Linked DNA regions of Mus musculus: region 2 is linked to region 1. Evidence: chromatin loops called from intact Hi-C (ENCODE). Cell type or tissue: left cerebral cortex. All regions are shown on one strand. Each heading gives the region's core, and the rest is flanking DNA. Links, peaks and the distances in the headings are about the cores only. Region 1 holds the start of Dusp5 (dual specificity phosphatase 5). Region 2 holds the start of Smndc1 (survival motor neuron domain containing 1).

Region 1 (16,088 bases), core at 3,982-11,981:
ATGTGCAGGTTGGCGAGGAACTCGCACTTGGATGCGTGGTAGGCACTTCCAAGGTAGAGGAAGGGAAGGATTTCAACCGGGCCACCCTAGAGCAGGGACAAAGGACAACCAGGAAAGATCCGATTAGCTTGCTCATTCGGAAGAAGAAAAACAACCACCCTGACCTATTTGTTTCTTAAGGTGGGAGGTTCCCTTTCTGGTTTCCAGGTAGAGAGTTTGGAGCCAGGGAAATTCAGCCAAGGGTGTGGGTGGTACCTGCACCCTGGCACTCTCTACCCTCATGACTCAGTGACAGCAAAACTCACAAGGACCAGAGTTCCATTTTTTGCACACACAGGGGAGGTTAGAATTTCTAGCAGCCTTCTGATGCTAACATGGATGGGAAGACGTGTGGACCGAAAGGGCCCTTGTTTAAATCCATACTCCCCTGAGAGAGAGAACCAGCTCAAACCACTGAACCTCCACGGCAGCTTCTTAAGTAATCCACTCATCAAACAGACAAGGCTTGGACAGAGTATCCTCTTTTACAGCGTTCTAACTTGTGTACTCTCCCCCACAAAAGTATGATTCTTAGAACTGAAAATAACCACTACCTACCCAGAATTCAGTCTCAGAAAAGCGGTTAGACCACAGGCAGAGGGGCTTCCCCACCCCCGACCTTCACATGGAGTGTAGGAGTTAGAGGGCTGAGGTCATCACCCTCACCCAGATGCCTGAAGCTCCAGACAGAGGGCCCAAGACCATCTACCTGAGACCTGAGACTAACAGGAGCCCTGGCTAATGAGACGGAATCTGCATATCTAAGGGCTCTAAGGTGCCAAGAGGAGGCCACTGACTTGTTGGAACCCCCCATTTCCTGTCCCCCAAAAAGAGTGCAATGGAAATTCTCAGCCAGACTGGTAGTAAGGAAAAGGTCAGGGATGAAGCGAGGGAGGGCGGCAGCAGGCCACCTAACCAGCACTGGAAGTGTTCACGCAAAAGCAACTTGAACCACACAGACAAAAGTAACAGAGACTGTGTGTAAGGTTAATAAGAACTTGCACGGACACACACACACAGACACACAACGCACATACTTCTGCTCTCCCCCTCCCTGAGACATGTCCTCTGTGTGGAGCCAGGCTGTCTTTGAACTTGCAGCTGGTATCATGGGTGTGTACCAGGCTTAGCTATCCAGTCTGTCAGTAAGAACAGGAAGAAAATATTTTCCTTTTTTTTTTTCTTGCCTTTCTCTAGATGTAAGTTCACGTGCACCCTTCCCCTTTCAAATCACACAGGGCAGGCCTTCCAGAGGCAGTGTGGGGCAAAGGTTAGGAACCAACGTCTGAGAGAGAAGCTCTGGGTGAAGTCCTAGCTTCTCAGCCAATAGGAGCGTGGGCAGCTTTGATAGCCCCTAAACTGCGAACAATGTCTGTCCTCTTAGGATAACTGCTAAGACACAACTGAGATCCTGGCTGCACTATTAACTTGTGTATTGTGCAGCTGTTCTGTTCATTCAGGTGAAGAATGGATAAATAGAACACAGCGTCTCTCCTGGGGAAGGAGGACACCGGGCGGATACTGAAGTCTAGGAATCCCCACAGGTCTGGTCTTGGCCGGAGGGCAGGCTATCCCCTGGGCCCGCCTGGTCCAGCCTAGCCTAGCCTAGCCTAGCCCAAGTTCCCTACTGCTTAGAAACTGGAAAAAAATGGTTCTTATTGGGAAAGAGCTCAGAGACTCAAGTCCAAGCCTTTCATCGGCTATAGCCCCACCCGACACCCACCCCCCATGCCCCGTGGCACCAACAGCTACCAAAGAAGCAGGCTGGACACTCCTTTGAGCTCCCGGAAAAGGCTGATGCACCAGCCTGGGCTGCCTTCCAACTTCCCCTGCAGCTTGGCCCATCACAGTCCTGAAGTTCTAGGTCTTTCCTTTTCTGAGTCTTCTGTTCAACTCAAGAGGAAGACACCAAAGACTGTCAGAAAACCCAGAGGATGTGACAGCTTCGTCTGGCCTCTCTTGATGTACTGGGGTTCCCGTGGTGAGGGCTGAAGACATTATCAGAGCACCCCACCCTCAGTGGGTTAAAGGTCTACAGAGTTTTCACAACCTGCTGCTAGGCCTACTCCTCTGTCAGTTTCTGAGAAAGGGGTCAAACACAACCCAAATTAAAACAACAACAACAACAACAAAACAAACACACGCAGGCATCCAGCCGGGACGAATGCTGTGGCTTCAGGCTCATCCCGCAAGCTGATCTTTCATAAAAGAAAACAAATAGAACCCCATGACTCTGGCAGCTGGCCAGGCTAAGAGGCTTCCAATGACCGAGGATCCCACCAGAAACAAGGCCACCTGTTTTTATTTAGAACTCTGTCCCCAGGGGCTGGGTTCTGCCCATGGCAGGGAGCTGCTGTTTTCAGCCATGTCTAGAAGGCTCTTTGTCAGGCTTTACTGTGTATGTTCTTTGTTTTTGGGGAAAGCCTGTCAACCTCCTACCAAGTCAGATGTCTAAGCCAACGGGAATGGAATAAGAAGAGAGAGTTGAAGAACAGCCATGAGCCCAGGGTGGCCTTGAACCAGCAGCTGGAGTCTTTGCACACTGGCCTTATACTGACAGTCATCCCCTAATTAATACTTTGCCCTCAGTGAGATGGCAGGGGGTTGGAGGGCTGCCCAAGCTCTGGTTTCTATCAGGCCTGGATGTTCACCTGTCTTCCCCTCCCCTCCCCTCATTTTACAGGCATCTAAGTTCCTAACGGTCAGTGAGTTGTACAAAGTACAACTTTTGGTTTTTTAGAGGAAAAACCAAAAGACCTCGTATGCTTACAGAAACATCCAGGCCTCTTAGTATCTCCGCTTCCTCTGGTACCAGAATCTACGGAAAGTACTGGAAAGCTGCAGGAGGCAGCCAGGTATGGTGGCACAAGCCTAGAACCCTAGACTTTGGAAGGAGAATCTTTTAAGTCAAGGGTAGCCTGGGCTATGTAGCAAGCCTATCTCCACCTCCACCCCCCCACCCCTAAAAAAAAAAACCATTGAGAATGGGGCTGGAGGGATGGCAGCTAGGGGCACTTGTTCTTCCAGAGGACCTGGGCCTAGGTTGGATTCCCGGTATCACACAGCAAATCACAACCCCCTGTAACTCTCGTTTCTGACTTCCGCAGGCAGGCACGTGATGCACATATATACATGCAGGCAAATACTCATGTGCATAAAATAAAACTCATCTTAAAACAAAAATAAAACAAAACAACCACAGGAAACCTGAAAGTCAGCTCTGAATGTCTTCAGGGAAACCCAAACCGATATTTCCCAGTTTCCCCGAACCTCCCAAGCCAGCGAATAATAATAATAATGCTATCTCTTACTTCCTCTTTTCTCCAGAAGCTACCCAGCATCCTGGGGCCCAGGGACTTTAGTTAGCTGTGTATGTGCAGGAAGAATGCCCACTTACTCTTGGATGAGCACCCCTGTTGGCAAGCGACAGCAGCACTCTGAAGAGCAGTGTTAGCCCCCTTATCGCACAGAGCCAGCCTGAGTGGGGATGCTGCGGGAGGGACAGAGGCAGCAGCTGGCAAGCACATACCTGGTCATAGGCTGGTCTGTAGGCGACGCTGAGAACGGGCTTTCCACACTGGCTGAGGAGGCTTCTCTCGCCTTCGATCTTCTCTTGTGAGGTGGGCTTCACATCCACACAGCACTCAGGATACTGTGAGTAGAAGGTCTCATACCCCCCTTCAGAAATAAAGGGATAAACAAAGTGTGAGCCAGGCAAAAGCACTAGATTCTCAGACTGTCAGGAAATATTCCCCCACCCCGCTGCATGAGATAAAAAACAGTGACAAACGCCCTAAAGTAATAATATGACTTAATAATAATAATACCAGGGCAGGTGAGATGGCTCAGAGGGCAAAGGCCCAAGGCCTGACGACCTGACTCCTCCCGAGAACCACATGAGGGAGGGAGAGACCAGAGAGACCAATCCTGCAGATTATCTGTGACACACGCACAGTCAATAAATAAGTGTAATTTTAAGAAAACTGAACAAAACCACTACTTTCAGAATTAAAAAATATACTTTACTCACATACCCCCTACCCCAACACACAGTTCTAAAAGTCTGTCATTAGGGGCTAGAGAGATGGCTCAGCCGTTGAGGACACTTACATCTCTTGCACAGAACCCAGGTTCCGTTCAAAGCACCTAGAAGGCATCTCACACGTGGAATTCAGGCTGGGGTGTGCGTGTGTTCAACACCTATTCTGACCTTTTCTGGGGTTCCTGTGCATTCATGGTGCACATACCCCTCAATCAATCAATCAATCATCAATCAATCAATCAATCATCAATCAATCAATCAATCAATCAGTTTTTAAAGGTCTCTCAAAGAGAGGCAATGATTAATGTTTTGTGTCTATCAGAAGTGGCTTATCTGGCATCTGGTAAATATTAACCATATCCTTTCAAAAAACAAAAGCTGTTTTTTTCCTCTCTTGTTTATGTAAACAAAAGTGTGATTATGCAAATTTTCTTTGATTTCTAAGACTCCATAACTGGCTTTTCCCCTAGCCTGTTTGCTCTAAGCAAAACTGCAGCTGTATCCTCTCCCACTCGTGACAGCGCTTGCCCTCTCTCACTGGAAAGGTCCTAAAGTCACTGACATATTCTTCTACAGTTCCGATGTGGTCATAAATCAAGTTAGTACATTCGAAACCAAATGGGAAATGCAGACTTCTGGACATGCAAGGATGCCGGTATTGTATTTCAACTCCCCCAATGGACGGCTCACTTAAGGGTTAAGGGGATGGGAGCATATGCCTATCATTTTAGCAGCTGGAGGTTGCTGCAGAGGTGGAAGAGGAGGAGGAAGAAGAGGAGTTGAAGATTGCCTCAAGAAAAAGAAAAAGAAAATGACTAGGTAACAGAAATGTATCCACATCAGAGTCCCAGGACCAGCAGGGAAAAGACAACAACTCTGCCCCAGAGGCCTTAGAAAGCCAAGGCCTTAGAGGTGGACTGGACATCCTTGCTTAGGAACCTTCTGTTCTTATAGAGAGCAACCTGAGGTACTTCAGAGAGGCCCCAGAAAACCTACTTGTCTTTCACTGGCCCCAAGGACTCACTTGCTGTCATGTTACTAGTTAAGCACACATCCTGAGACAAAGTCCTTTCTAAAACCTTCATTTCTCGTTTCCATCTTTTGGTACTGACTGCCCAACAGTGGAGGGCTTACTCCTGCAGTCAGCAAACGGTTACGGGATTACATGGCAGCCTCCAGCTCCCTCCCCGGAGCTGCAGCCAATTCCTGGGATGAGTCACCTTGTCATTCTGGCTTCTTTTCAGCTTCTGCCGCCCCTGTCCCCACTTAGTACTCCCCAATGGCCTCTGTGGTCACCAGACAGACAGCTCCCTGGCTCCCTGGAGAAATTTCTGGTCTTCCACACACGGTCATGTTCTCTGCCATGAAGACAGGGAGCCTGGCTAGAAGGGGTCTGGGAGTAGAGGTGAGGCCAAATGCAGCCCCTTACAGACTGATGCTAATCCACATATCCTTGGGGGGAATGGACTATTTCCTAGTCAATAAATCATAGGGTTAGACCTGTGTTCAACAGTTTGGGTTCCAGGAAACAAAATAAGAGGTTTGTAGGCATTTGGAGAAAAACTAGCCCAAGCACTACCAAACTAAAGGAAGAGAGGCCTTATAGGGCTGCCTCGTCTCTGGGCTTTAAACAGACCATTTAGAGATGGCGGGCAGGAGGGGCAGAAAGAGGTGTTGCTTACAACCTAACACGAAACGGGCAGAGCACACAGGGCTTGCCTCTTCAGGCTGGGGTCAGGAGATTAGGTCTCTGCCTTCCGCCCACTCCCATCGGAGGTGTGGAGACAGAGCATTCCTCTCTGCTGGCTCACTTGTGCCTCACTCGGATTGCAAGAGTGCTAGCAATTCCTCAGGCCGCTTCAACCTTCTCCAGAGTGAGTCTACTTTCAATCATCACTGTGTTGCCAAAGGAACAGAGAGCCAGCGCACAGGCACTCTATAGAAGCAAGCCCCAGCCACCTAACTGGTCTTCAGCATCTCCTTTCAGTGGGAGACGGAACTGTAGGAAGTATAAGGGGCCTGGCACCAACACCCAGCGCCACTAAATCAGAGCCGAATGCACATCTGGGGTGCTCTATTTAAGAGAAAGGGACTCTTTGTCACAGTTTGAACTTCAGTGGTGTCATAAGGGCAGCAATATCTATCAAATACCATAGGCATATCTCTTTCACGCTTAAGCTTTCACGGTCTGAATGAAGGACAAGACCCCACAATGCCAGAGCAACCGGCAAGGACATCTACCCTCTCCGTAACGGCTTTTCACACAGCCAGACTGGAAGCAGCCTAGTGGTTATGACGAAGGCACTACCATGCAGCAACACGGATGTCTCCAAGATCTCCAAGAAAAGAGGCAGGATCTGGTATGACATGGGCTCAATCTGTTTTTAAAAGCCATCCATGGGAGACACTATCCAAGAAGAATTCATTGGTGTTGCTTCTGGGGAGGAACTAGGTTTTAGGGTGGGCTGAAGACACACATCTCCTTAAACACCCTTGGGGCTATTCAGATTGTCACCTGGACACATGTTACCTCATTTTTTTAACAGTGAGAGAGAGACCGCTGCAGAGCTTAGAAAAGGCCACCCACCCTTGCAGATTCTGCAGCTGGGCTGCAGCAACATCCACCTGTTATCTCCCAATGGGATCAACAAGGAACAGTTAGCAAGAGGTGTTAATTAGCTGGGAAGCTACCCACTTGCCTTGGGATCTTCCTGGCCTACAGTGTGTGAAATTCCAACTTGCATGGCTTTGACACTGGGTCTTCAGCTCACTGCACCTGAATTCTGAACCGTAACAGAGTTCCTGGACAAGTCATCAGAGTTTTGGGGCCCTATCTGAGAGCTCTCTCCCCTGCACCCAGGCCAGTGTTCCCATACTTTTGAGGTTAGAAGGCAGGAGCAGTCACAGGAAATGACCCAGAAATCAATGATGTGGGGTTTGAGAGTAATCACACACCCACAACCGGAAGCCAAAGTTATCTCGACAGCAGGTGAAATAAGTCGGGCCTGCAGGCAGCTCTCGGAGGCCTAAAATCAAAGGCCTCAGAATCTCCTCTGAATCTTTGCAGCCTCTGCAGCACCTCTCTTAACTAGGTTGGCCGGTTGGTAGTCTCTGAGGATAATCCCCTGCTGGGGATGACAGGATGAAAGGGGTGGGAAAGCTGTCAGTTCCCAAATTAAGCTTGAGAACGGCCTATTTGGGGAGAGGAGGAGGAGGAGGCTGGAGGATAACAATAAAAAGCAATAAAGGGAGAGGAAGGGGAGGGACTTGCCAGGGTCAAAAAGGCAAGAGGCCCACCAAGACACAGCCTAACGTGCTCTAATTGTCTAGGCGGGAAGAAAGGGGACACCGCGGCGCCACTCTCCTGGGGGAGGGTCTCAACTTGTTTGATCGCGCTGATCTGTACAGAAAGGTTCCGACCCCCGTGGCCTGCCAACGGCGCCAATGACCAGCATGAGCTCTGGGCCCCCGGAACTATTAGGGAGCACCGCCCGCAGCACCTTCCCAGCCCACCCAACCCAGAGGACAGACAGGATGCCAGACGCTTTCGAGGAAAGGCGGGTGGGGAGAAGGAAGCCCTGGGCGCTGACGTGTTGCAAGGACCTCCCAAGCGCACGTCAAACCCCGGGGTGCATACTCCCGCAAGTGGTGACTTTCTCCGGTCCAGAGTTCCCATGCAGGGAGGTAACCCTGGGGCCTGGTAACACAGGGTGCAGGGGAGCAAGGGAGGGTGGCAAAGGGCAGTCTGCTCCCGGACGAACTCACCTTTAAGGAAGTAGACCCGCGGGCCGGCGGGCAGGCAGGCCAGCAGCGAGGTGAGCACGACGCGCGCGGCGCTCTCCTCCCGCAGCTTCTGCCAGTGGCGGCTACCCTGGTCCAGCACGACCACCGCCGCCACACCGCCGCCGCCCTCCTGCAGCAGCCGAGCGCGGGCCGCCTCGTCGGGCAGCACGTAGCGCGCCGACACCGCGCCGCCCCGGGCCCGCCGCAGCACCACCGAGTTGAGGTTGACGTTGAGCGAGCCGCGCACGCTCGACGCGGCGAAGGCCAGGTAGGGCCGGCAGTCGAGCACCACGCAGCGCGCCTCCGCCTCCTTGCGGAGCATCTTGCGCAGCTGGCGCCCGTCGAGCGACGTGACCTTCATGCCGCTGCCACCCAGCGGCCCGACGCTGCGCGCCCCACAGCTGCCAGAGGACGGGCGGGCCACCTCGCGGGGGCTGTGGCCTGCAAACGGAGCCCGGCGCGAGGGGCCGCGCGACGCTCTCCACGCCCCGCTCGCTGGGCTCCCGGCCCCGCCGCTCGCTGCCCCAGAAAGCTGGGGATTCCGCCGGCAGCGCAGCGTTTTATGTGAATGAGTGCGCGTCCTGTGACGTGAGTGCCCATATAAGGCCAAATATGGGTATTTCCCCGCCCCCTGGCTGACCACGCCCATGGGTGGAGCTTGCGGGCACCCGCCTCCACCCAAGGAGCAGGCTGGAGAGAGGGCGTCTTAGAGCGAGAAAGAGGAAGTGGCGGGCGATCGCTCCCTCTCTCGGGGGGCCCGGCGCCGAGAGACTCACTCACGCATCACCCCGGACTACCGGTGGAGTGTCAGGAACGCCACCAGGCCGAGGTGACCCACGCCGTGCGGGAAGAGGAGGTGACCGTGGCCGCGCTACGGAGCCCCTGGGGCCTCCCGGTGAATCCCGGATTCCGGTCGCTCCCGGTTGTGTCTGCGTTTGCAAGGAGATTTAGCCTCTGAGATGAGCCGAGATGCGGCGTGGCTTGGTCATCTTGATACTGGGGGCTTCTTTCTAACACGTTACCCCCACTTTTGTTACCTTTTAATTTTCCGTAATAAAAGTTCCTGAGAGTAAAAAGGAGGAGTTGTGAATGGGTGAGCCGGAGACGTCAAGTGGATTCTACTTCGGATGATTGACAGTCCCCTTTTGGCTCTCTCCAAAGATTGCTCTCTCCAATGTACCACCCGAGCTTCATAGTGAGACCCTGCCTCAAAGAACAAAACAAAACAAAAAGCCCCACCCCCACCCCCGAACAATACACCGACTCGGGAGCTCTGTGGTTCTGGGCAGCTTGTGGGGAGCTGTAAGGCTCAGTCCAGTTAAACTGTTGTCCGGGTGGCTTCTGGATTTGTGGGATTATGGTGGATAAAATGTAATCCCAGGCTGTCTGCCCCCGCTATTCTCTCGGGAGCTTCATGCTGCCTGCCCCCATTCCCGGAAAATTAAGTGTGATTTGTCCCCTCTGCAAGTATTTACTGAGGGCTCTGCTAGCTGTCAGGGCACGTGGGATGCAAATGCGTTCTGCCTACAAATCCTTTGCCAACTATTTCACTGTTATCTTTTCATGGAAAACAAAACAAACCAAACCCTTGCATCCATTTACAGCCCCCATAAGTGGATGAGATTTTTTTTTTTAAGGAGAAAGCAGAAATCACATTCTGCTATCCAATCAATCAGCCCAGCAACAATAATGGCTGGCATTGCTTCTGGGTCATATCTTCATTCAAGCAATCGATTCAATCACTGTATACTCTGTCCTGAGTATTCAGTGGCTGGCCTGTAATTTTAGCATCTTTGAGACTGAGAAAAAAATATCAAAAACCCGAGGCCAATCTAAGCAATATAGACGCCCGCACCCACCCCACCCCCCACACAAAACAAACAAACAAACAAAAAAACACCAAAGCTGTAGCTAGCAGGCTCCACCCACGTCTTTCATCTCAAGCCTCACGAAGAATACCCAGCACCGGCACCAGCCAGTCTTGTGTTAGACGCTTGGTAACACGGCTGGAAGCAGGACTCCAATCCATCAGCCCCAGCCCAGGGAGGAGGCCTGGTCCCATCTCGGGCCTCTGTAAGTGTCTGTGTCTGCACACCCATGGTGTGTGGGCTGTGGTGGAAGTGGAGAAAGTTTCTCAGCCGATGAGAGCTGAGACAAACTTCCAAGAATGAGTAGAAACCACTTGCTGTGAAGGAAACAACCCAGCCTGTTATGCCTGGAGGTGTTTGAAAGACTCCCCCTCAGAAGAGAGAAATTAACACTTCTGCAAACCCATGGTTTTGTCTTCACTTCATTGTGCTTCTGTTTATTTACTTTGTCAGTTTGCATGTGTGTGTGTGTGGGGGGGGGGGGGTCAGAGGTCAGTTTACAAGGGACCCTTTCTTTCCTTCCACCATGAGGGACCTACAGATCAAACTCAGCGTCTGAGGCTTCACCCACCATCCCCACAGCCCATGAAACATTCTGGGTGGCACCTTCTTCCTAGAGAGCTGCAGGCTGCCCTGAAATCATGATGCAGGTTAGGCCAGGTTGGAATGGTACCATAGAGGCACAGCCTAGTAACCCTGAGACCCTCACCTAGGACCAGACTGCCCCAATCTACACAGCAGAGATTGCTCCCCTGAAAGTTCAGCTCACGGTGGCTCACACTAAGGTCCTAGAATTGCACACCAGCCAATCTGGATTGCCCTCCTTCAAGAGGCATGAATTACATACCTGGAAGCTACAACAAAGAAAATATCCTGTCACCTTGTCCCACGAGGCCTGATGTCTCAGGCTACACACTGCCCAACCCATTTGTCTTTTCCCACTGGAGCCAATGAAAATGTGTCCCATTCTTAAAAACTAAAGAGAATTTGAGACATTTGGACCTTATGCACTGGGTCCTAGTGACCTGGTTGAATTACCATTTGAGGTCATCAGGGAAGTGGCTCTGTGGAGGATGGAGGCTTTATCTGAGAGTGGGAGTGGGATCCAGACTGAGGTCAGGGACAGGGACAGCAAGTTTTCATGGATAATCCAGGCCTGAGCCGGTAAAGACTTGCTTGAACTTGGCAGGCAGTGGTTACAGCTGGAAAGAAGTCACGTGAATGGGAGAAGATTTAGAAAGAAAAGGTCCAAGGGGATGTGATGGAGACACAGGGATGTGATGGAGACACAGGGATGTGATGGAGACACAGGGATGTGATGGAGACACATGGATGTGATGGAGACAAAGGGATGTGATGGAGACACAGGGATGTGATGGAGACACAGGGATGTGATGGAGACACAGGGATGTGATGGAGACACAGGGATGTGATGGAGACACAGGGATGTGATGGAGACACAGGGATGTGATGGAGACACAGGGATGTGATGGAGACACAGGGATGTGATGGAGACACAGGGATGTGATGGAGACACAGGGATGTGATGGAGACACAGGGATGTGATGGAGACACAGGGATGTGATGGAGACACAGGGATGTGATGGAGACACACGGATGTGATGGAGACACACGGATGTGATGGAGACACAGGGATGTGATGGAGACACAGGGATGTGATGGAGACACACAGGGATGTGATGGAGACACAGGGATGTGATGGAGACACACAGGGATGTGATGGAGACACACAGGGATGTGATGGAGACACAGGGACGTGATGGAGACACACAGGGATGTGATGGAGACACACAGGGATGTGATGGAGACACACAGGGATGTGATGGAGACACAGGGACGTGATGGAGACACAGGGATGTGATGGAGACACACAGGGATGTGATGGAGACACAGAGATGTGATGGAGACACAAGGATGTGATGGAGACACAGGGATGTGATGGAGACACACAAGGATGTGATGGAGACACACAGGGATGTGATGGAGACACAGGGATGTGATGGAGACACACAGGGATGTGATGGAGACACACAGGGATGTGATGGAGACACAGGGATGTGATGGAGACACAGGGATGTGATGGAAACACAGGGATGTGATGGAGACACACAGGGATGTGATGGAGACACACAAGGATGTGATGGAGACACAGGGATGTGATGGAGACACACAGGGATGTGATGGAGACACACAAGGATGTGATGGAGACACAGGGATGTGATGGAGACACACAGGGGTGTGATGGAGACACACAGGGATGTGATGGAGACACGAGGGATGTGATGGAGACACAGGGATGTGATGGAGACACAGGGATGTGATGGAGACACACGGATGTGATGGAGACACACGAGGGATGTGATGGAGACACACAGGGATGTGATGGAGACACAAGGATGTGATGGAGACACAGGGATGTGATGGAGACACACAAGGATGTGATGGAAACACAGGGATGTGATGGAGACACACAGGGATGTGATGGAGACACACAGGGATGTGATGGAGACACACAGGGATGTGATGGAGACACACAGGGATGTGATGGAGACACAGGGATGTGATGGAGACACAGGGATGTGATGGAGACACACAAGGATGTGATGGAAACACAGGGATGTGATGGAGACACACAAGGATGTGATGGAGACACAGGGATGTGATGGAGACACACAGGGGTGTGATGGAGACACACAGGGATGTGATGGAGACACGAGGGATGTGATGGAGACACAGGGATGTGATGGAGACACAGGGATGTGATGGAGACACACGGATGTGATGGAGACACACGAGGGATGTGATGGAGACACACAGGGATGTGATGGAGACACAAGGATGTGATGGAGACACAGGGATGTGATGGAGACACACAAGGATGTGATGGAAACACAGGGATGTGATGGAGACACACAGGGATGTGATGGAGACACACAGGGATGTGATGGAGACACACAGGGATGTGATGGAGACACACAGGGATGTGATGGAGACACAGGGATGTGATGGAGACACAGGGATGTGATGGAGACACACAAGGATGTGATGGAAACACAGGGATGTGATGGAGACACACAAGGATGTGATGGAGACACAGGGATGTGATGGAGACACACAGGGGTGTGATGGAGACACACAGGGATGTGATGGAGACACACAGGGATGTGATGGAGACACAGGGATGTGATGGAGACACACAAGGATGTGATGGAAACACAGGGATGTGATGGAGACACACAAGGATGTGATGGAGACACAGGGATGTGATGGAGACACACGGATGTGATGGAGACACACGAGGGATGTGATGGAGACACACAGGGATGTGATGGAGACACACAAGGATGTGATGGAGACACAGGGATGTGATGGAGACACACAAGGATGTGATGGAAACACAGGGATGTGATGGAGACACACAGGGATGTGATGGAGACACACAGGGATGTGATGGAGACACACAGGGATGTGATGGAGACACAGGGATGTGATGGAGACACAGGGATGTGATGGAGACACACAAGGATGTGATGGAAACACAGGGATGTGATGGAGACACACAAGGATGTGATGGAGACACAGGGATGTGATGGAGACACACGGATGTGATGGAGACACACGAGGGATGTGATGGAGACACACAGGGATGTGATGGAGACACACAAGGATGTGATGGAGACACAGGGATGTGATGGAGACACACAAGGATGTGATGGAAACACAGGGATGTGATGGAGACACACAGGGATGTGATGGAGACACACAGGGATGTGATGGAGACACACAGGGATGTGATGGAGACACAGGGATGTGATGGAGACACAGGGATGTGATGGAGACACACAAGGATGTGATGGAAACACAGGGATGTGATGGAGACACACAAGGATGTGATGGAGACACAGGGATGTGATGGAGACACACAGGGGTGTGATGGAGACACACAGGGATGTGATGGAGACACACAAGGATGTGATGGAGACACAGGGATGTGATGGAGACACACAAGGATGTGATGGAAACACAGGGATGTGATGGAGACACAGGGATGTGATGGAGACACAGGGATGTGATGGAGACACGAGGGATGTGATGGAGACACAGGGATGTGATGGAGACACAGGGATGTGATGGAGACACACGGATGTGATGGAGACACACGAGGGATGTGATGGAGACACACGGATGTGATGGAGACACACGAGGGATGTGATGGAGACACAGGAATGTGATGGAAACACAGGGATGTGATGGAGACACACAGGGATGTGATGGAGACACACAGGGATGTGATGGAGACACAGGGATGTGATGGAGACACAGGGATGTGATGGAGACACAGGGATGTGATGGAGACACAGGGATGTGATGGAGACACAGGGATGTGATGGAGACACAGGGATGTGATGGAGACACAGGGATGTGATGGAGACACAGGGATGTGATGGAGACACACGAGGGATGTGATGGAGACACACAGGGATGTGATGGAGACACACAGGGATGTGATGGAGACACAGGGATGTGATGGAGACACAGGGATGTGATGGAGACACAGGGATGTGATGGAGACACAGAGATGTGATGGAGACACACAGGGATGTGATGGAGACACAGAGATGTGATGGAGACACAAGGATGTGATGGAGACACACAGGGGTGTGATGGAGACACACAGGGATGTGATGGAGACACAGAGATGTGATGGAGACACAGGGATGTGATGGAGACACAAGGATGTGATGGAGACACAGGGATGTGATGGAGACACAGGGATGTGATGGAGACACACAGGGGTGTGATGGAGACACACAGGGATGTGATGGAGACACACAAGGATGTGATGGAGACACAAGGATGTGATGGAGACACAAGGATGTGATGGAGACACAAGGATGTGATGGAGACACAAGGATGTGATGGAGACACAGGGATGTGATGGAGACACAGGGACGTGATGGAGACACACAGGGATGTGATGGAGACACAAGGGGAGCAGGACCTCATGGGAGGGTGACATCCAAGTTTTTAATCAATAATCGAGTGAATGGTAGTGCCACTGCAGATCCTGCAGCTTCAGGGTTAGGGAAGGACGGAAGGTCGGGAATGAGGGAGGCATAGACACACTAACAAGTTAGAGCTTGTCGTGGCCCCCTCCTGTGAGGGGTGTCTGGTAAGCAGAGGGTGGCCTAGGAAGCAAGGCACTAAGTTCTTGGTACATTATTTCTTTTCTTCCCAGGACCTGCGGCTGCTTTGTAGGTCTGTCTTCTGACCTGCCCTCCTCTGTCATGCCACAAGGACTGGCTGCACCAGCATAGCTTGTTGCTCCATACAGCCCTGTATTTAAAGGCACGCTCCAGGATTTTAATCCTATGCACTAATCTGGAAAGGCTTAAGACCCTACATTTTAAATTTACAATCGGATCCCATCAATTACATAGCCGATGCTGCTCACAGTCGGAATTAAAGAGCTCTGCTACCCTTTCCCGACCCCACAAGTCTAGTATTCTGTGTGACCATTTCCAAGCCTTTTGGGTTTCTTATCCTCGGTGGCTGTAGTTTTAAGAATGAATTTGAACAGAGGGCCCACCGGCTTTGTCTCAAAAACCTCGATGGCCTGCAGATAGAGAAAAAAAAAAATCCAAATTCCACTGGGCATGGTGGCGTGCACCTTTAATCCTAGTACTTGGGAAGAGGCAGGCAGTCTCTGTGAGTTTGGGAGGAATCTGGTCTTACACAGGGAATTCCAGGCCAGCCAGAACTTCAAAGGGAGACCCTGTCTCAAGCAAACAACAAATCGATTTGCCATCTGAGCTTCTTTTCTCCTCCTGTCCCTGAATAATCATCCTTCAGCCCTGCACAGCTCTGACCACTGTTGCACCTCTAAGAAACCACAGCTTAGGGGGCTGGGGAGATGGCTCAGTGGGTAAGAGTACCCGACTGCTCTTCCGAAGGTCAGGAGTTCAAATCCCAGCAACCACATGGTGGCTCACAACCATCTCATAACGAGATCTGACTCTCTCTTCTGAAGTGTCTGAGGACAGCTACAGTGTACTTACATATAATAAATAAATAAATCTTAAAAAAAAAAGAAAGAAACCACAGCTTAGTTCTCCCCTCCCCCAGCCCGATGGACTCTTATCACTCCTGCCACACTCAGAGCCTATCTGACGTCCTGAGTCTCCCTCCCATGGTGCCTGTCAGGTCAGGCTGTCTCTAAGGCACTCAGAGAGCAAGTTGGTAGCAACAAAAAACAAAAGCCTGGGACACTGGGAAGGTGGAGAATCCCTAGCCCACAGCCACAGGTCTCAGTGGAAGGGGAGGAGGCGTCTTGT
Region 2 (16,088 bases), core at 2,726-10,725, 140 kb after region 1:
TCTCGGCCATGTCTGTGGTGCAGTTTTCTGTCTGTGACTGTCCAGTGATTTGGGATTGTGATCGCTACAATCTTCGCAATGACTAACATATAGACTACAGTTTTTCTGTTACACTCTACTGGATTCTGGAAAGCTCGTTCCTGGGAAGAGAAAGGAAGTCACCAGATGAACTGACTCATAAGCACACCGTGAGCATCTAAAATCATATTAGGAAACTTAACGGACACAACAGACTGAGGAAAGGATGTAACTCTCTCACCTGGGCCCCCGCCAAGTGACAGAGAGACGCTTAACCCTGCAGTGGCCGATTCCACACCAACCTATAATATACCTGGTGTGTGCCTCAAGGACCAATGACTCCCCATCTGTTTCCGAAGCTTTGGCTCAGCTCCGTCTCCTGCTGCTGATGTGGCTATTCATCTGCTTGCCTGTCTACCTGTCTGCCTGCCCAGACCTCAGCAGCTATTTTTGCTCCAGACCTGATTCGACCTTTCACCTCAAGCGTCAACTCACTGTGTCTTGTCGGCTTATTCTTGGGTTTCTTTGGATTGTTTTCTCCCAGAGTTCATCAGTGTCATCGGTGACGAGTTAAACCAATATGGGTCACTCTGCTGTTAACAAACATGTGACTCCGGGTTCCCAATAAATATTTGTTGAATAAATTCAAGTACATACTTCATATTTCTAATTGGCCTCTAGGGGTCTCCATATGCTTAATAAGCCAGGATTGGGCTGATCCTCGGATTGTCTCTCCCCTACTCCCCGCTTCCAGCAAACCTGCTCTTCTTCAGGTGTCTGTCTGTTTGTCTGTCTGACTGTCTATAACTATATCTACCTATGTATGCCTGTCAATCATCTTCTTCATGTGTCTTGACATTTCCATTTGCACACAGGCCTTTCTAACGTGGCATATCAGAAACCAGCAGTTGTACCTCCCAGCTCTGCTCCTGGCTGGCCCTTCTGCACAGTTGGCCCTTCACATGGCCCATAATTCTTACCCAGGTTTCACCCTCAGTTGTTTTTTTTAGATGATTTCTTCCATGACTGTTTGCTATAAAATGAATATAATCCATTGTCTCCTTCTCCACAACCTCCCTGTTTACCCTCGCCTTTCTCTATCACATTGATTTGCGATCAATTACAGGTCTGCTTCCATTTCTCCCCCCCCCCCCCCAAAGCGTAAGCTCTCTGAGATGTGGCCTTTTCAGTGCTGTACCCCAGTCCTGAGAAGAGAACAGAGCTTGGAGCAGGTGTGCAATAAATATCTTTTAAATTAAATGATCATCGAAGTTACTTGAATGAAGAGGGAGAAGAGCTGGACGTAGTGGTGCACACCCTTATTGTCAGCATCACCAAGGCTAGGCCACCCTGGTCTAGATAGCAAGTTCCAGGCTATGGATACATAGTGAGATCTTGTCTAAGACGAAGGGGAATGGAGTTGAAGAGAGAGACAGAGACAGAGACAGAGAGACACAGAGAGAGAGAGACAGAGACAGAGATAGAGATGGAGACAGAGAGAGAGAGATCCTGTTGGGGAAGGAACAAGATCTTATAATATGGACAGAAGCCACACAACCAAAGGTCTAGGGAAAATTAATGTCACAGACACCACAATCCATAGGGAAGATGTAAAATATTCAGAAGACGGGCTGAGGAAGAAACTATAGTGGCCCTGGAGAGTTAGTGATTTGGTTGGTGACTTTGGGTATGATATTTATTTTGGTGATGTTGCAGAAGAAACCAGACCACAGCAGGATATGACACAAGCAGTCAACAGAGACACAGGGTCAGAGGCTGAAGGAAAGGCTGGCTGAAGCCGAGAGAATAGACTAAGGAGAGGCAAGAGTGGAAGTGGTAATCTCACAGGAAGAGCTCAGTCTTTGACTCTGAGCGGCAATGAAGAAGAAGGCTCAGCCTTCTGTTTCATGCACGGTCAGGGCTGCTACATATGGCTGATACTGTCTATGTCCTTTAGACCAGCTCTGGATCAACAGGAACCTACTGTCCTCCAAGTCACAAGCCCTGGAGAAGAGACAGGGTTTCCAACGTAATACATACGGCATGCCTCTGGCAGGGGAGTATCTGCTGGAAGGTGTCTTTTTCTACAATCTAGGGAAATGGCCTTATTTAGAACTCACTTGTTTTAGGTAAATAACAATGAGAATTTCAGTGAAATATTTCTTCTTCTTCTTCTTCTTCTTCTTCTTCTTCTTTTCTTCTTCTTCTTCTTCTTCTTCTTCTTCTTCTTCTTCTTCTTCTTCTTCTTCTTCTTTTTCTTCTTCTCTTCTTCTTCTTCTTCTTCTTCTTCTTCTTCTTCTTCTTCTTCTTCTTCTTCCTCCTCCTCCTCCTCCTCCTCCTCCTCCTCCTCCTCCTCCTCCTTCTTCTTCTTTTCCTTGAGACAGGGCTTCTTTGTGTAGCCCTGGCTGTCCTAGAATTCGTTTTGTAGACCAGGCTACCCTCAAACTCACAGAGATCTGCCTGTCTCTGTCTCTGCCTCCCAAGTGCTGGGATTAAAGGCAGGTGGCACCACTGCTGGGCTCTTTTCTTCTTAAACATGTTAGGCACATGTATGTACTGAACCATTGTACCCACCCTCTTTAAGAACTTTTTATTGACATCTCCAGTTGTACATGTTAATGAGAGTTCAATGTAGTCATTATCTCAGTCTGGTTTTTTGCTGCTACTTAACTCATTAATATAGTCTGGGTAGTTTACAAAGGTTGACAGTTCATTAAGTTTGTGATTCTGGAGGGTACGGAAGTTCAATTTCAAGGGCCTGAGTCAGGTGCTGGTCTTCTTGTTGATGGGACTTTGCAGAATCCTGACGTGAAACAGGACATCATGTAATGAGAAGGGCCCGTCCAGCAGAGAGGGTCAAACTGGCTTCTACAGACCAAGTGGAGCGATAATTTATAACTTCATTAGTTCATGAAGGTAGAAACCTCAAGGCCTAATCACCACCTACTAAGGTTGATCTTGTCCAATTCTTTACAACTTCCAATGGAAATTAAACTTCAACGTAAGTTTTGGTGGGGGCATTCAAAACAGAATCATATCTTTTCCGGATTTTCTAGGATGAATCTGCTCAACTTTAGATTCGTGCCAGAGGGGAAGAACAGCTACCGAAACTCTCTGTACAGTGGCCACCCTTCTTTGTGTAAAGCAAAAGGAAGAACAAATGTGTCAGCCACAGCCAGAGTTCCCCTTTCACATCAGATGCCTACACCTGGGAGCAGATGGGGTCAGTGAGAGGTGGGGGAGGGAGGGATGAGATAGGATTTCATGTGTGAAATTCTGCCTTACTGGAACTTACTAGCAGAGGAATAACAAAAGCCATGTTGTGCTGTTCTAGAAACTCCGAGGAAAGAGATGGGTGTAGGGATGAGTAATTGTCTATGGACTGGATCCATTAGGGAAGACAAAAAAGCTTTCTATAAACTTAAGAATCACAATCTTAGGGGTGGTAGCGAGGAAACATGACTGAGGAAATACAGGCTCGTTGAAGCTACCTTCTCTCTGCTGACGTGCTCTACTAGGGAGAGGAGGACTCTATGCTAGGATTAAAGACTCCATCTGTGTGCTGTGCTCTAGTAGCTGAGAATGGCGACGTGTGTGTCTTTGATAATAAAATAGAGATCCGGGTGGTCATATGTGGTAGCCCATGCCTATAATCCTAGCACTTGGGAGACGAGGACCAAATATTCAAGACTAGCTTGGTCTATATAATAAAACTGTGTTAAAATATTATATATTATTTGTAATGCTTTATTGTAGCTGCTTGTATTCTAATGCCAATTATGTTCCCCCCTAAGATGTTTGCATGTAGCTTCTGGAAACCTGCCTACAGTTGGTTCTGATAAACATGCCACCAGCCAACAGAGGACAGACAGGGGATTTTAGGCTTCCCCAGCATGGGGCCTGGGGGAAGGAGGAGGAAGGAGAAGGGAGATCAGCTATGCTGGGAGTGTACCATGCCTGAGAAGAGTGGAGAACAGAGAGGCGTAACCCCCATGTGAAGGAGCTCGGAATTATCAGTGGGAGGTAGTGGAGGTTAGGCTGTAGCCCAGCTACTGTGTTGTTTAAAGTATATTAAAATATAAAGGCTGGGTGTGGTAACGCACGCCTTTAATCCCAGCACTTGGGAGGCAGAGGCAGGCGGATTTCTGAGTTTGAGGCCAGCCTGGTCTACAAAGTGAGTTCCAGGACAGCCAGGGCTATACGGAGAAACCCTGTCTCAAAAAAAACCAAAAAAAAAAGGCTGCGTGTGTGTGTGTGTGTGTGTGTGTGTGCCTTTCATTTGGGAACATAAACCATTGAGGCAGGTAGTAAACCCACCATCAGGGTTTATTAATTTAAGAAAATTACTACATTTTGTAGCCTATAATGTCTTCAAATAGAATTTATTACATGATAGTAATATTTAAAATAACAATAGAGCTATCCAAGAACAATACACAAAAGAAAAAAATAGATCATCACTAACATCAGAAACAACAAAAGTCCATCCATAGCTGTTGCATCTGTTGCTTATAGACTGCTAAGGGCAGTTAGTTGATTTACATCAACTTATTAGATGAGAGTACAGGGGAATGTGACATTTTCATATTCTTCTACCATGTGTGACACACAGAAGGAAAGTGACTTGACCCTGGTTATTTTATAAGTCACGAGGAAAGATGGCAAATGAACATGGCTTCCTATGAACCAACCTAAAGACCACCAGGCACTCACAACACACACAGCTTCCTGGCTCGGTTGCATTCTTTTTTAACTTTAACCCCAGGAAAACATGATGGAAGGGGGGTGTCTCTCACAACTTCTTTTTTTTTTTTAAAGATGTTTCTTTACTCATATGAGTGGGGGCATGTGCCCTCAGGTGCAGGTGCTTGAGTAGGCCATAAGAGAACATCAGGGAATTATAGATGCTTGTGAGCTGCCCAACATGGGTACAAGGGAACTGAACTCAGGTCCTCTCCAAGAGAGATATGACACTTGACTGCTGGGCCATCCCTCCAGCCCAAGTGTCTTAGGGCTTTACTGCTGTAAACAGACAGCATGACCAAGAGCTCTTCTTATAAAGACAACATTTAATTGGGCCTGACTTACAGGTTCAGTCCAGTATCATCAAGGTGGGAGCATGGCAGCATCCAGGTAGGCATGGTTCAGGAGTAGCCGAGAGTTCTACATCTTCATCTGAAGGCTGCTAGTAGAATACTGACTTCCAGGCAGCTAGGATGAGGGTCTTAAAGCCTGCACCCACAGTGATACACCTACTCCAACAAGGCCACACCTTCTAATGGTGCCACTGCCTGGGCAGAGCATTCAAACCATCACGTCAAGCTTTCACCGGTTCTAACGTGTTTCCTCTGTGACAAAACTTACATCAGAGGCTGTCTTGCTTCCTGTGGCGACTATGGTCTACTGCCCACATTTGTCTTCAGAGTAAATGGCTTGAGTTTCCTAGCAGCAGGAGCACTGGCTCTTCACAGGAGCAGTCCATTAACTGGCTGATCTGGCTGATGGATTAGGAGTGGATGAGGGCTACCCCAGAGCTAGAGGTCCTTCTATGGAATTGCTTAGCGCTCCCAGAGCAACTGTCACCCCTCACCCTCCAGGGCTCACTCTCCAATGACCTGAAACAGAACTCTGAGTGAAAAACCCCATCAGGACCACAGAGAACCTCTCAGGAGCAGTGGTTACAGAAGATGAGACTGGTACTATGAAAGTATCTATTAAATAAATGTATTAGGGTCTCAAAGTAAGCCACGTGTCCTGTGTATATTTTAACAAGCCAAAGTTGTGAACCATATATGGTGGTCTGAAGGTTTAATGGTTGTCTTAGTTAGGGTTTTACTGCTGTGAATAGATACCACGACCAAAGAAACTACATTTAGTTTGGGTCGGCTTACAGGTTCAGAGATTCAGTCCATTATCATCAAGGTGGGAACATGGCAGGGTCCAGGCAGGCATGGTGCAGGCGGAGCTGAGAGTTCTATATCTTCATCTGAAGGCTGCTATGAGGGGACTCCCTTCCAGGCAGCTAGGATGAGGGTTTTAAAGCCCACACCCACAGTGACACACCTACTCCAACAGGGCCACACCTTCTAATAGTGCCATTCTCTGGGCCAGGCATACTCACACCACCACAATGGTTTAATGAAAGAATTCATCAAGCACATTGAAAGATCACAACAACAATCTGTAATCTGTAATAAACTGCAGTCAGGGCTGACTGTAGACGTGTGTAATCCTGCATTTATTTGGTTACTCACTTTTTATTAGTACTAGCCATGGTTAGTATGCGCATTTATTTTTTCCTTCCTCCAACTTCCCCCAAACTTCCCTTTGGCAAAGTTTCTACACTTTTGCCATCATTTAAAAAAAGAAAAAAAAAAAAAAAAAAAAAAAATCAGGCATCAGATGAAGCCTGGATCCTGACTGCCACCTAGTGGAAGTTTTGAATATTAATGCATCTAGTAATTGTTTTCAGTAAAATGTCTAAATATGGCCACATCAAGTTAAGAGCTACTGGTCAAGCCGGGCGTGGTGGCACACGCCTTTAATCCCAGCACTTGGGAGTCAGAGATAGGCGGATTTCTGAGTTCGAGGCCAGCCTGGTCTACAGAGTGAGTTCCAGGACAGCCAAGCTACACAGAGAAACCCTGTCTCGAAAAACCAAAAAAAAAAAAAAAAGAGCTACTGGTCTTGAATGTGTGAAACTGTAAAGCTCATTTTGATTTTTGAAAATATAGGCGTTGCTAAGGTCTTGCTATTATCTCGAGAGACTGCTTAGTACAGTGGATCTCAGCCTTCCTAATGCTGTGACCCTTTAATACAGTCCCTCTGGTAGTGACCCCCACCCCCTGACCAGAGATACTGAGGACCAGCCTCAGCTTGGGAGAGAGGGTCCTGAGGAAGGGATGTTTGGGAGCTGTGGAAGAAATGACTTGGAGTGTGCCATGGATGCAAGCTGATTCTCTTTGGAGATAGCTCTCTCTTGCACACTAAAGCCCAGTCTCTTATTTTACATAAGCTACTTTCTTAAGAATTGCATCTCAATCCAATCATTTACTCCAGGTTCCCTTTTGATTGGCCCATGAATCAGCATTTTATGACCTTAGCCCCTTGACTCAAAAGACAGGGCTGCATGGCTGAAGCTGCTTAGTTCTGCTGCTTGCCTTTGTCTCCTGGGATTAAAGGTGTGTACCACCCTGCCTGGGCCTAAGCTTTTCATGGTCACTGTTCCTCAAGATCTGGGTCAAAAGCCTGTATCCTTCAGCCTTAAGACCTGGATCATAAGTGTGCCCTCCATTTCTGGATTGTAGTTCATTCCAGGTAAGAGGATTCCCTCAGGAGCTGTGCTGCAAAGGAGCACAGTAAATCCACTTCCTTTTCTTTTATTTGGCTTTATGTGCACTAGTGTTTTATTTGCATGTATGTCAGTGTGAGAGTATGAGGTCCCCTGAAATTGGAGTTACAGGTGTGAGCTGCCATGTGGTTGCTGGGAATTGAACCTGGGTCCTCTGGAATACCAGCCAGTGCTCTTAACTGCAGACTAAGCCATTTCTCCAGCACTAGTAACTCCACTTTTAAAGACCATTTTAAGGAGGTGGTTAGGAGTACCGATTGCTCTCCTGCAGTACCAGGCTTTGATTCCCAGCACTCACAAGATGGCCTACAACCATCTGTAATTCCAGTCCCAGAAGGTCCTATGCCCTTTCGGCATCCATGAGCACTGCATTTATGTGGTGCAGACACTTGCAGGCAGAACACTTGTACATATAAAATAAAGGCTAAAAAAAAAATCTGAAACCATCCTAAATAATTCCTTCTACTAAGTACTCACACTTTTCTACCTAGCCTTCAAAGGGCTCCGAGTGCCCACTGCCTTCCCCACATCTTCCCTGCGGTCTGGCCCACCCTTCTGCTGTCCTCTGTTTCTGAGGACCACATATGTATTTGTACTCTCACCTTCTGTCTGTACTTACTAAGCAATCGCCCAGCATTTTCCTCCAGTCTCCTCCCATCGTTGCCAACACGTGTGCACAGGGACACATGGGAGGGGCAAACCTACTCCATCTTAAAGCAGAAAGAGCCTGAGTGCTTGACTTACAGCTGAACCTAAGCCACACCCAAGTACCAGGAAGGACCCCACGGCTTGTCCTTGGCCCGTACCCCAGAGTTACTCCCTAGCTACTTCCTAGCAACAGCCAGTCAAGATTAGTCTGATTGTTTGCGATGTACTTTCAGACCCTCTGTGATTGTTCATGGTTTTGCTTCAGAGCACCCACCTGTCAGCTTACAATAGTTATTCAGTGAGATGCTTGGCAGGCTGTAACCCCTCTCACTTGCTCGACATTTCCTATAAAACCTTGTCCCACTGAGGGCTTAAGGCTGCTTCACCCTCTGGTCCTACTGTGACAGGGTCTGCAGTGAGTGAGCCAGAACTGGAGCTTGAATGAGAGACCCTAGTGCAACTGCATTGGAGTCGGCTCCTTGGTGGTCTTTTGGGACACATGCACACACATACATGTGCATACACATGCACACAGGCATGAAACCATTCGAAATCTATTTTGCAAGGCTATAAGTAATTTCTCCATATTTTCATTTTGAAAATTATCAAAATGAAATTACAGGGAATTAAGAGATTTGTACCATGAACTGTTACACGTTCTCCATTAAATTCAATATCTGCTTGCATTTACTTGCCAGCACATCTATTGGAATCTACTAGCCTTGTGGGTCTGAGCAACTACTAGATCCTTGGACTTCCATTTACAGCTGACCATTGTTGGGGAGCTGGACTCCAGACTGTAAGTTGTCATAACAAATTTCCTTATTTCATAGAGTTCTGTGACTCTAGAGAAGTCTGACTAATACAAAGATCCAATCAACATTTACATACTTCATTATCATTTCTCCTTTTGCTTGTTTGGATCTTGAGATAGGCACTTGCTATTAGACCTGGAAGGCCTGGAGTACACTAGTCCAGGCACTTTTTAAATTTCAGTTGATTTTCCTCCCTCTGCCTCTGGTGTACTTGAGACCAAACCTTCAGGGTTCGGACTCCATCTTAGAGAACCTGACCTAAGGTTAAACTCAAGTAAACTAACAGGCCAGTATCTAGCACCAGTTTCCAGGCTACGCCCCCCCCTCCCCCCAACAAGTCCTGTGCCTAACACCAGTTTCCAGGTTACCTCACAACAAAACCTACATCCAACACCAGTTTCCAGGTTATTTCCTAACAAATCTACAACCCTGCGTTTGCACCCCCGGCCCCCAGTTCTCTTGCATCAGAGAGGGTGGTGAGGCCCAAGCTCGAGCTTGAACAAAAGAACCTAGTTCAATTGCATCAGAATCAGCTCCCTGGTGGTTTTTTTTTTGGGGGGGGGCTCATGAACATTTCCTGGCACAACAGAGACTACACACAGGCACCACCATACCCATCTTTTTAATCTTCTAATCCAAAACAGTCCTTACTCCTTTTAATAGCATTGCTTCCTTCTTTGTTGCTGTGATAAAACACCATGACCAAGGCAGCTTAACGATTTTATTTTAGCTTATGGCTCCGGAGTGAGTCTATAATGGCCGGGCAGGGGCAGCAGCAGGCCAAGGACATGATGGCTGAAGTATTTTGTTGTGAGCCGGCATCAAACTGCACATACAGCGCCGAGAGCTCAAATTTAAGTGGTGTGTGTGTCTTTAACCTCTCCAATCTGCACAAGGCAGGGAACACCTCTAAACTACTCCAAATGGCCAAGACGAAGGGAGGTATTTCTCATTAAAATTACATTACTCTTGAATTATTTAAGTCAAAAAAAAATCGCACATTCTGGATGGGTGTTTCTTTCCTCACGGACATTCAACACGTTATGCTTATTATTTCCTTTAAACTCAAAAGGGCTTTGATTATACTTCCTCAGAGGTGACAGTCACTTCATGTTGACTGTCACTCGGTCATAAACATGCATAAAGTAAGGTTGTCTCACAACTAGTGATGCTGAAGTTGATCGCTGGGTGAGCGATTGCCAGCTTTGACTCTAAACATCCTACCTTTCTCTATTTTCTTACATCACATGGCTTTTACCTACCATGGGTGATGCCTAAGCACCTCAAATGGTCACCGTTCCACTTCTATCACTCTATCTTTATTGGCTATATTTATTTTCTAAACAACAAAAAACTTCCCTTCTCTTGACTTCAAGGTCTCGCTCTGTAGCCTTGGCTGGCCTGGAACTCGCTATGCGGGCTCAGACTCAGATCCGCCGCCGCCATCTGCCTCCCTGTGGGACACAAGGCACCCGCCATCACTCCCAGCCCGTTCCCGGTACTAAATCTCATCAGGGCTGGGCAGAAAGGCTCGCGAGTTTACGCCGCAGGGAACCGGAGGACAACACCCACCACAGAGAACCACTCGCTGCCGCTCCCAGCACGAGGCGGAACTGACGTAAAACGAACATGCCCTCTGCCCCCGGCGCGGCCCAGACACGTCACTTCCTGCCCATCAGACCACACCCGCTCCGCCTTCCGAGGCTGCAATCGCAGGCTGCTGAGAGGGCGGCGAGGGTCATGTGACCCGGGCGCCATCTTTTCCACGAGAGTCCGTAGGTCTCGCGAGATCTCGCTCGCCTTGTCTCTCTCTCCTCCTGCCCGAGGCCGGCTTCTCTCCCCTCCCCCTCGCTGGCGGACTTTCTCCTTTTCCGACCGAGGCTCGTCGCGGCGGAAAATCTTTCCCGGCTGCAGCCGCCCCTGACGCCGCTCGCCTCGCCTCGCCTCCCCGACCCCTGCCCGCCGTCCCGACCCCAGCCCCACCCAAGGTAACGAGCCCCTGAGGGAGAGTCAGGCCTCCTCGGGCCTCGGGCTGGAGTGGAGGTGGAGGCGGAGGCCGGAAGCGAGGGCGCCGGCGTCAGAGCTGGGCCCGGCCAGGGCAGTGTGGGGAGGCAGCGGCTCTCGCACCCCCCAGTGGACGGCCCCGGCCTGCGTGGGGGCTTCCGGGACGAGGCGGCGAACGTGGCCGTCTGGGGGAAGCCTCTGTGAGGGTGCGGGGCTCGGCGGTTTCCATGGACGCGGAGGTCTGCGTTCCCTGGTGGGAGATGGTGGACCGGGGCTCCAGCGGGCTCGGGGAAGCCCGCGCGCGGACGGGAAGACTCGGCCGGGGTTCCAGGCTTCCGGTGGGCCGGAATGTCCCGGAGGTGTCCCCCGAGGACCCGTATGTTTGCCCCGCGGCCGCCCAGAGGGGCTTCTGGACCCCTGGCGACGCCGAGCTGCGTTGGGCGAGAGGCGGGTTTCTAGGATGACCTCCGTGTGAAGGAAGAGTGAGCGCTCCGAGCGGTTCCCTCCACCGGAGAGAAAGGCGAGGAAACGCCGAAGGTGTAGTTAACCGAAAACCGCTTCCTCTGACTGGGGGGAAGAACCCGTCCGTGCGAATTTTAATTTCTCTTGATTTTTGACTTTCTCAGCTTTTGAAAAGTATGTCGCAGTCTTTATTGACATACACTGTCTTCCTATGATATATGATACTTAAAGAAGAAGCAGGGTTTTTTTTTTTTTTTCTTTTTTAATAGCATGATTTTTCCGGGGGAACTCTTTCTGTGTAGAATTGACCAGCCGTATCTGCAGTCTTTAGAATTTAATTGCCTTGAAGTTTGTGGATTAGTTAAATATGAATAAAGTTAAAATGGTGATGAACGGAACTTGAATTTTGTAGCAAGAGTGATTTAAATTAGACAGGTCAGAGGAAGTTTTTTTTTTGTTGTTGTTTTTTTGTAATTTGATATTTGACTTGCCTTATGGGCCTTTATTTTCCTCAGATGTCAGAGGATCTAGCAAAACAGTTGGCTAGCTACAAAGCTCAACTCCAGCAAGTAGAAGCTGCCCTTTCTGGAAATGGAGAAAATGAAGATCTATTGAAACTGAAGAAGGATTTGCAAGTAAGTACAGGTGGACACTTGGAGTTGAGGTTGTTTGAGAAGAGGATTTGTCTTTTTCAAAGTATGCATTCAAGACTCGTAGGCACGCAAAGCATCTGAGGAAGGCGCTCCCACGTGTATATGCTTGTTTGTACACAGGTACTGAGGCTTCTCACATTAGCTCCTCTTGGTGTACATCAGAAGGAACAAAACACTCGGTTTTGTAAATCCTGTGTGTACTTACAGGATTTCATGAGAAGAGGCGTTGCAACGGAATAAGCTTTTGTTTTAAAAGACTTGACAAGGAAACTTAGTTCAAAAGGTAACACTATTAAGGGAGGAATATACAATCTGACTAAGATCCTTCTTATGACACAAAATTATCTGAAGATTAAATTCAGCCTTATTTTTCAAAGCTAATGGGGTCTATACTTTTATTAAAACCACATCGTGAGAATGTGTTAGGGAATAACATTCTGTATGGATGTTATAGGTATTTGACTTTAAGGCTGGGCTTTGTAGTTGTTGAGTGAAGTTGAAATAGTGCAAAAGAGATTAGCTTTTTCATGCCAAGTTTAGGAAGAACAAAACATCTAAGGACATGAACTGGGGTTTCAGGACAAATTTACATACCTGTTGCTTCTCAGAACACCAGGTTAAGAAAAGTACCATGGATAACTTGTAAATATCTTACATGGAAACTTTGTTCCTAAGAATGTCCTTCAAGTTCTGAACCCATACTTCAGCAGTTTTCAGGGTGTTTTGATGATTTCTTGCTTATTCTATATCCCATCTAAACAGTCATTCTCTTTATCTTCCTGATGACCATTAATACATTAGATGTTGCCTGCTGTATATGCACGCCTCTAATCCCAGCCCTCAGGACGCAGAGCTAGGCAGAGCTCTTGAGTGCCAGGCCATCCAGGGCTATAGAGTAAGACCTTGTTTCAAAAAGGACACGGACACACAAACACAAGCATTTCCAACTTTTATTTTTGGGCTTAATGCTTTTGGGATTCTGAAAGATCTTACCTGTAATTTAAAATGAGTTGGACATTTTCAAACTTGGGTTCTAGACTTACAATAAAGTATATGTTAAAAACAAAATAATGAAGGATAATTTTACTTTGACTAATACTGTTCTTCAGCCTATGGAGTGCATGTGCCATTCATTAGAGAGGGTTAGGAAACTTTCTCCCACACCCAGATCTTCTGTAAACCATAAGCAATAACCCAGTGTTTGTTTCCTGCCTGCTCATTTGATTTGTTCACCTGGACCATGAGTGGACATGAAGGTGAAGTGACAGAAACACACTAACCTCATCTACCTCTGCCGACTTCAAGTTTGTTTTCTTTGAAGAAGAAAAAAAAGCTGTCTGTGCTTCCTGGGAGTGGGATGAGAGGTCTCTGTAGAAATGGTAGAGGGGGAGTTGGGAGCCTAGTTTCAAACAATATTACTATCAGGTCTTTCTAAACATTTCCAGCGTAAATTATCTGTGGAGTATGGAGTTAGCTATCTTGATATGTAATCTATAATTGAAAGTATGATAGGGAGAAACCCTTATGGTAGACAGTTTTTACCTAAAAGGCTTACCTGGGCCTCAGTTAATAATGATCTGGAGGCCGGAGGTAAAACTACTTAGCATACACAAGGCCCTATAATTCAATTCCCAGCACTGAAAAATAAAGTCAACAAAACACAAAAACGCAAATCAGGTGGAGGTAGTAGGCAAATCTCTATGTGTTTGAGGCCAACCTGGGCTACTTAGACTTCCAGGCCAGCCAAGGGGACACTGAGACCTGGTTTCAATAAAAAAAGCAGACCAGTAATGACTTTGAAGTCATTGTTTACAAAGTCTCTTGTATAGCCAGTTAGAACAGCAGTGTGTGGTAGAGCTTGCTTCTGCCACGGTGAACACCATCTGGGTTTGCTCTTCACGCCACAGGCGCTAGCCACAGTAAGCAGACACTAGGTAATTAAAATTACCAGTGTCAGGGTACCTGAGCAGCTGATGTTTAAGTTTTTTGTTTTAAGTAACTAGAGTTGATTACATATTGGACAGTGCAGATACAGGCTTCAGTACTCACAGCACCTTAAGTAGTGGCAGGATAGAGTACTTTAATTGGCCAGTCTTCCTTATGGTTTACTCTTACTCTTTTATGAGAAGTTTGGTTTTGATTACAAGGTATGGCTTGAACTTAAAACTATTGGGAGATGGAAATCACTTCTTATGATGAGGTAAAACTACAGAAGGTGTTGAATGTGTGCTCCTGACCCTAGGTGTTTGCATTTAGAACAGTGACTTCTGTATCAGTGTGGGTCTCACCTCCCACCCACCTGCTCGCCCCTGTAGGGGAGATGGAGGTGTACATATATAAAAATGCCACTAGTATTTAAATCCTGTCTGATTAGATTGATTATTCAGCTTGTGGATTCTGCATTTTTTTTAAAGGGGGTATCATCATAATGGCTTCTATACCTTATGTTTATTTTCCCAGTAAGGTTTCAATGTTTCTGTCTTTCATACAGAATAATAAATTAGGCAACAAATTAATCTTTTAAAGTCCTAACTGCTTGTTTTTTTTTTTTCCTTTTTCTTTTTGACTTAGGAAGGAAAGTAGGTATAGTAAAATCAGGCTACCTAGCTCATTAGTTCCCTGGGCAGTCTATAGTAATCACAAAAATAGTCAATTTATTGGGCTGTATTGCTGAATAAACTGGTTCTAAAGGAGGCAGGGGTCAAGTCACTTGTCTCATATATTACAGTGGCTCTCTGCATCCCCGAAACGCCTTCCTTCAGTAAGCAGAGTGCTTGAGTGCACCCCCTTTGACCTGCTGATATGTAGATCACAACATCTGATGCTTCCTGGAATTGCCGATTACTGTAACTGCTGCCCATCTGTCAATGAAGGAGCAGTTTCAGAACTTGGGGGAGGAAAAGTAATTAATGGTATGTACCTTCAAGAACCCCCTCATACGTAAAGTAGTTCTTCTAAATACTTTGCTCCATATACACATGTGAAGATAAAAATTAAGAAGGTTCTTCATAAATTACTGGGAGGGACATGTAAGATGACAGTTAGTTATAGGACATCAGGAGAAAATTCTCTGGATCTTGTTGTTTACAAGAAGGGCCACCCTGGCACAGGGCTTTGAAAAATTATGCACAGCTTTTCAGGACTCTTTTCTTTGAATGTGTTTTGTTATGAATGTGGTGGGGAAATATTCTGTCATATAGGAAAAGGTAAATCAGACTGCATATTTGTGTTAAATATGTGGTCCCTGGGAGGAGATGCAGATATTTAGTGAAAAAGACTGGGCTCCTGATCGAGGCCCATCAGCTTGTATTCCTTGCTCTGAAGGTAGTTAACAGAACAAAATTGGTTAAAATATTATATTGTAGGAAACTCTCCTGCTTTATTTACATAGAATTGTCTAATTTGATATTTGAGGGCTGTAGGTGTGACAGTATCGGGCATTGCTGGTTTGCACAGACCCCGGTTCAGTCTTCAGTGTTGCAGAACTGATGATAGAAAGCTATGCATAGCTCCTATGACTTAGAAAAGGGGGAAATGGTGTCTACTTGGCTAAACTTAGAGATTTTTTTTAAATTAAATTTTCAACTCAAGTCTAGTTTGTTTTCTGTTTGATTCACAAAGCTGACCCTTCTTCAGGTATTTATTTATTTATTTATTTATTTATTTTTAAGGTACAAATACTAGTTTTTCAAAAGTAGCCAGGAAGATTTAGAATCTTTAGGAGAGGTAATATTTAACTTTTCTTGGCTACTGAACCAAAACAACCATTAGAAAACCCCAGTGTGTGCCAGAAGAAACTAAGAATTTAATTTTGCTATATTTGTCCCCAAGCATAGAATAAGATGTTTTAAATGCAACATTGTGGGAAACCAGTAGGCAAGTTCTTTGAAAATTAGATAATGGACAATGTACATCTTCATTAGAGTAAGAAAATAGCAGATAAGTAGTTAAATAACTGTTTACATTATTTGTCAAGTTCTAAACTGTTCCTAATGACTGAATCAAACTAATACACAGAAGCCTGAATTAGAAACAACTGCCACACACAGAGGCACTCTGCCTGTGTGAGTTATTTTTTCTTTAAGATGAAGCTGTGCTACTGTGCCTGATAAGTAGGTGTAAGCTATTTTAAATCTA

The links. Hi-C counts contacts between places; a loop is a spot of excess contacts. Peaks named below come from ENCODE experiments on the same cell type or tissue, not always from the same donor. Only the 100,000 strongest peaks of a DNase experiment are listed, where the experiment ranks them.
Region 2: it touches region 1 in a loop (2.6-fold over the local background); 5 of 42 quality-filtered maps call a loop at or near these places.

Annotation. Positions count from the first base shown.
Region 1 is chr19:53,521,455-53,537,542 of GRCm38, reverse strand. Dusp5 (dual specificity phosphatase 5) reads right to left here and starts at 8,398. Exons shown (of 4, transcript NM_001085390.2): 1 at 7,847-8,398; 2 at 3,569-3,717; 3 at 1-86. The coding sequence starts at 8,225. In left cerebral cortex, for the core only: a CTCF peak has its summit at 8,219 (motif pointing left); DNase peaks (open chromatin) are centred at 7,276, 7,729, 8,493, 9,976 and 4 more places; H3K4me3 peaks cover 4,229 bases; H3K27ac peaks cover 3,028 bases.
Region 2 is chr19:53,385,148-53,401,235 of GRCm38, reverse strand. It overlaps Smndc1 (survival motor neuron domain containing 1), which reads left to right and starts at 10,602. Exons shown (of 6, transcript NM_172429.3): 1 at 10,602-10,820; 2 at 11,814-11,933. The coding sequence starts at 11,814. In left cerebral cortex, for the core only: a CTCF peak has its summit at 6,452 (motif pointing left); DNase peaks (open chromatin) are centred at 6,479 and 10,519; H3K4me3 peaks cover 1,275 bases; H3K27ac peaks cover 1,020 bases.